Regions from separate parts of the Homo sapiens genome. Here region 2 is linked to region 1. A link is a loop called in an ENCODE intact Hi-C map of the cell type or tissue named here. Cell type or tissue: mammary epithelial cell. All regions are shown on one strand. Links, peaks and the distances in the headings refer to the core of each region. The heading gives the core; the rest is flanking DNA.

Region 1 (2,924 bases), core at 114-2,613:
CCTTGACACCCTGATGAGACACATCTTGTGTGCTTTGGAAGACAAGGTGGCCTGAGCCAAGGCATTCCAAGGTACTAACGTCCTTCACAAAAACACAAAGTTCTTCATGAAAGCAAGCAAAAGCATTCATTTTCATAGAAAACTGAATTATATCATTTTTATGGCTCTTCACTCACACTTCTGTTTTTGCCTCTGTCATCAGAACCTATTTCGTTGTGCAAAACAAACTGACTACAATACAGTGAGGGCGCTTTAATTCCTCAAAATTCCCCTTGGAGGGGCAAGAAAATGAACTTCTTGTTTCACAATTATGCACTCTGAATTTCCTTGAGAAAGCGTCAGGTAGATGGAAGCAAGCAAGAGAGGAAAGCATTTACAAGTTTATAGATCTGACTTTTTCAACTTTCTCCTAAATTTTTAAAACACCCCTCATTGAAACATTGTTGCATCCTAAGTCTTAATGAGGGCGGTTGATTAGATTTCCAGGTGTGAGCTCTATTCGCACTATAAATTCTTTGTAATATGGTTCTACACAAGATAATGCGTCAGGGATGCTTGAAAAAAGTAATGTTCAATGTGGGCAGGATGACTTAATTGACTAGTTTCTTTGCCTGCCAGTTCATCAGAGGAGAGTGACACAACCTGCCATTCACTTCACTGCCACTACCAATTACTCACCTGGTCACTTGCTTGTCTTTCTCCTTCCTTCCTTCCCTTCCTTCCTTCCTTCCTTCCTTCCTTCCTTCCCTCCCTCCCTCCCTCCCTCCCTCCTTCCTTCCTTCCTTCCTTCCTTCCTTCCTTCCTTCCTTCCCTCCCTCCTTCCTTCTCTTTCCTTTCTCTTTTTTTCTTTCTCTTTTTCTTTCCTCTTTCCTTCCTTTCTTTTTCTCTTTCTCTTTCTTTTCTTCTTTCTCCCTTCCTTCCCTTTCTTCTTGTTGTTTTTTGATCAAAGGACTTAAGTATTTGCTTTTTTCTTTTTTGAAATGTGCTCTTAAACACGAACTTTACATGTTATTCTATCCACACATTTTCCCCATTTACTTATTAATAATGGCCCTAGGAAGTGCAAGGAACACCCCAAACGTGAATGGAAATGCTTCCCTGATAGAAAGGCTCTCAGAGCGCCAAATTCTGCACCCAGACGACCTCTCCAGTTAAGGTTCCCTGTCTCTTCCGGATGGTTTGTTCATGGGTGAGTCTACAGTGCCCTCTAATGGCTACAGTGCAGTTCTTTCCAAGTCCAGGTATGAATTTATTTCTATTTCATGTTCCTTAAATATTGAACTTGCTGAATTACACTGCCACATCCTATTTTAAAAAACAAACAATGTAACAGAGTACTTTCTCTGTGAAAAATGACACTCCGAAGTGTGTAATCATCTTGCTGTCCGTCCACACTCTGTTGACCATTTTCACCCTCTTCACTGCTGCCCTGGCTTCCCACGCAAATACCATCATGTGCAGACGCTCCGAGAATCTCTGCCTTTGCCCAGCGCAGCCTGATTCAGTGTCTCCTGCTTACCTCTGCACTGAAAGGCTTATCAAGCTGCAGGGGAACCAGCTTGAGCCGCCAAGCACCAGTTGAAAGCCTCATCTAACTCCAGGCTGAAAAGTGTTCATTTTTGTGTTTACAGTTTTAGTCTTTTTTTTTGGTTCAAGTAATAAAACGTTAAAATAATGTTCTGTTTCGGTACTAGAAATTAATAACAGCTTAAAACCTTTCCACTCTCTGGGGATAACACAGTACAGTGGGCAACTTCAAGCCTATTATTTGTCGTCATCAGTTCATATGGAGTGGATGCTGCCAAGTAAACTCAAGGAACAAGTATGGCAAGCAAAAGTCAGCACGGGTGCTAATAAACGACAGTGCCCCTCCTCTCCATTAATTAAAAACACATACGACTGCTGAGGTTTAACATGTTTGAACCACCTGACAAATCCACTCACTAAGCACAATTTCCACAAACTCAGTGGACCACGCCCTGCTCTTCTCTCTTCCTTACTTCCCACTCCCTGTGCCACCCATTCCAAGCCCATCAGTATGTGGGAGATGCTCACCAAGGTCACTCACCTCACCTGACCTTGCAGCTTCCAGCCACATCGGTAGCCAAGTGCCTGGACAATACATGACTGACAAGTTTCCTCCCAAAACACCTCCTGCCCCGTCTTTCATCTTCTCCCTCTCCCATGGCACTTCAAATTATAGGAGGGACTGGGGGGAAGTTATTTTTCTCCCTAGGTGAACGCAGAAATACACACACAGAGCTTTAAGTAGTCTCCATATGCTATCAACTTCCAAAGCTCTGTCACATCCCTTCTATATAGTTTTTCCTGTAAAGGTTCCCTGCCACCTCTCCTTGGAGGTCTTATGGTTCCCATGTCCCAAATGGAAAGCTCGAGTCGTGATTCCTACCACCTGTAATTCCTAAACCTGTGTGCATCTATCCCCAACTCCAGGTGCTCAACTCAGTAACCTGGACGTCTTCCCTGATTCTTCCCCGGAACTTCATGAACACAGCATCAATTCTACCCCAATAGATGTGAAGTCCATCTGCCCTTTGTCATCTGCACCCTCACAACCGTCAGCTCCCAGCTCCACCTGTTGCAGTCGCCTCCTAACAGGTCTCTCCACTTCACCTCTTGCCCTTCTCACATCCCTTTTCATCAGAACAGCTCCAGTGAACTATCGCACGTGACACCTCCACTCAATCTCCCTGGAGCCTCAGATGCCACTCAGCATGAAAGTGCTCCCAGCTGTCTTGAGTGACTGGCAGTTATCTAACCTGATCCCATGGACACGTGACAGGTGTTTTGGCTCCAGCAGACTCCTTCTGGCACTCATGGGATTGTTGCCTTGCAGGGCTGCCCCAGCAGGGACATTCCTCCTGCCTGCTTTCAAGTCTGGGTCCCTCCATCCAGGTCCTTGT
Region 2 (2,924 bases), core at 186-2,685, 800 kb before region 1:
AAACTAGAATTATTATTCAACCCAGCAATTCCATTACTCAGTATATACCCCAAGAAAAATAAATTGTTCCATCAAAAAGACACCTGCACTTGCATGTTTATCATAGCACTATTCACAATAGCAAAGATATGGAATCAACACAGATACCAAACAATGGCGGATTGGATAAAGAAAATGTGGTACATATACACCATGGAATACTACATAGCTATGAAAATAATAAAATCATATCTTTTGCAGCAACATGTATGCAGCTGGGGCCATTATCACAAGCAAACTAGTACAGAAACAGAAAACCAAATATTGCATGTTTTCACTTTTACAGAGGAGCTAAACATTGGGTACACATAGACACAAAGATGAGAACAATAAATACTGGGGATTCCAAAAAGGGGAAATGGGGGGACAGGATTGAAAAACTATCTATTGTGTATTATGTTTGCTACTTGGCTAACAGGATCATTAGAAGCCGAAACCTCAACACCATACAATATACCTATGTAACAAACTTGCATGTGTACCCCATGAATCTAAAAAAGAAAAGTTGGGTTATTTCTCTTTTCATTGTTGAGTTTTAAGTTTCTTTGTATATTTTGAATACAAGTCTTTTAACAGATATGTTTTGCAAATAGTTTCTCCCATTCTGTGGTTTGTATTTTTATTTTCATAAGTATCTTTTACATAGCAGTTTTAAATTTTAATAAATTCCAAGTTATCAGTTCAATTTACTTTCATGGATTATCATTTCATGTTGTATATAAAACCACCTCAAAAAAGCCAGGTCTTATAGTTTTTTCTCTCGTCATTTCTTCCAGAAGTTTTATAGCTTCGTGTTTTACATTTAGGTATATGGTCAATTTTGAGTTAATTTTTTGTGACATGTGTAAGGGCTAGGGTTTTATTTTCATATTGACATCCAAGTTTTCTAGCACAATTGTTAAAAAAAACTGTCTTTTCTATATGGAATTGCCTTTGCTCCTTTATCAAAGATCAGTTAACTATATCTGTGTGGCTCTATTTATGGACTATTTAGTTACATTGACCTATTTATTTATTTTTGCCAACACTAGGTTTTGATTACTGTAGCTTAATAGTAAGTCTTGAAATAGAGCACTGTGAGTCCTTCAGCTTTATTGTTCTTCCTCCTCCTTCTTCTTCTCCTACTCCTTCTTTAGTGTTGTGTGATCTAACTATTTTGCCATTTGATACACACTTTAAAATTAGTTTATTGATGCCTACAAAGTAGTCCAGTAAAGTCTGGATTGTCTTGAATCTGTGGATCAAGTTGGAAAGAACTGACATCTTGACAATATTGTCTTCCTATCCATGAACATGGAATATCTGTCCATTTATTTAGTTTTTGATTTCATCAGCATTTCATAGTTTTCTGCATTCATATCCTATACATATTTTTGTTATAGTTATACCTAATCATTTCATTTTTTGTGCTATTGTAAATGGTATTTGTATTAGGGTTCTCCAGAGAAACAGAAAAACAGAAACATCATCATCTCTGTGTGTGAGTGCGTGTGTGAGACAATGTGTGTGAGTGTGTGTGTGTGTTTGGGGTGGGGAGACAGGAAGATTTAAAGAAATTGGCTCATATAATTGTGAAGCCTTGGCAACTGCAAATATGCAGGTTAGGCAGCAGGCTGGAGACCCAGGGAAGAGTAGAAGTTGGACTCCAAAGGCCATCTGCTGGCAGAATTTTTTCTTGCTTGAGAAAGGCCAGTCTTTGTTCTACTGAATGCTTCATCTGATTGGATGAAGCCCACCCACATTATAGAGGGTAATTGTCTTTACTCGAATTCTATCCGTTTAAATGTTAATCCAAAAAAATACTTTCACAAGAAAGTCTAGAATGTTTGACCAGATATCTGGGCACTGTGGCTCAGTCAAGCTGACACATAAAATTAAGCATCTCAGTATTTTCTTTTCTAATTTCAAATGCTAATTTTTAAATTTCTGGTATAAAAGAAAGCAATTGACTTTTGAGACCTTGTTATACATATTTATTAGTTCCAGAAGTGTTTTTAATTGGACTTTTCTACATAAAAGATTATATCTGTGACTAAAGACAGTTTTACTTCTTTCTTTCTAATCCATATACATTTCTTCCTTTTTCTATTTTTATTGCACCAGGTAAAACTTCTAGCACAATGTTGAATAGGAATGGTGAGAGAGGACATTGTTGCCTTGTTCCTGATTTTGAGGGGGAAGATTCCACTCTGTTTTCTTTAAATATGATATTAGCTTTCAGCTTTTAATAACTTTTTTATCAAGTTGATGATGTCCTCTCTGTTTCTAGTTTGCTAAGAGTTTTATGATAAATGGGTGTTGGATTTTGTTAAATGCCTTTCTCTGTGTTGATTGATTTGATCAAATTATTTCTTTTCTTTAGCTTGTTGATATGGAGGGTTACATTGATTTTTTTTTATTTTTGAGTCTTGAACCAGCCTTGAATGTTTTAAATACATCCCACTTGGTTGGGATGTATAATTCTTTTTGTACTTCGATGGATTTGATTTCCTAATATTTTGTTGAAGTTTTTCATATATATTTATGAGAGATATCAGTCTATAGTTTTCCTTTCATTTCACATCTTTATCTGATTTAGGTATTAAGGTAATCTGGCCTCATACCTGAGTTAGGAAATGTTCCCTCTGCTTTTATTTTTTTGGAAGATATTGTAAAGAATTAGTATTATTTCTTGAAATGTTTGTTAGAATTTACTGGTGAAAACATCTGGTATAGTACTTTCTTTTTAGGAAGGCTATAAGTTATTTATTCAATTTCTTTAATAAACACATGCCTATTCAAGTTGCCTCTCTCTCCTTGTGTGAGTTTTGGTAGTTTGTGTCTCTCAAGAAATTCATTCATTTCATCTAAGTTATCAAATTTGGAAACAGAGTTGTTCATAGTAT

What was found. Hi-C counts contacts between places; a loop is a spot of excess contacts. Peaks named below come from ENCODE experiments on the same cell type or tissue, not always from the same donor. Only the 100,000 strongest peaks of a DNase experiment are listed, where the experiment ranks them.
Region 2: a loop joins it to region 1, with 16 times the contacts of the local background. A loop is called at or near these places in 10 of 110 quality-filtered maps.

The regions. Positions count from the first base shown.
Region 1 is chr5:5,490,828-5,493,751 of GRCh38, reverse strand. No RefSeq gene overlaps it. Among named protein-coding and RNA genes, the nearest start is that of ICE1, 70 kb to the right of the region's middle. In mammary epithelial cell, for the core only: a CTCF peak has its summit at 1,199 (motif pointing left); no DNase peak of the experiment used is centred there.
Region 2 is chr5:6,290,949-6,293,872 of GRCh38, reverse strand. No RefSeq gene overlaps it. Among named protein-coding and RNA genes, the nearest start is that of LINC02145, 45 kb to the left of the region's middle. In mammary epithelial cell, for the core only: a CTCF peak has its summit at 1,691 (motif pointing left); no DNase peak of the experiment used is centred there.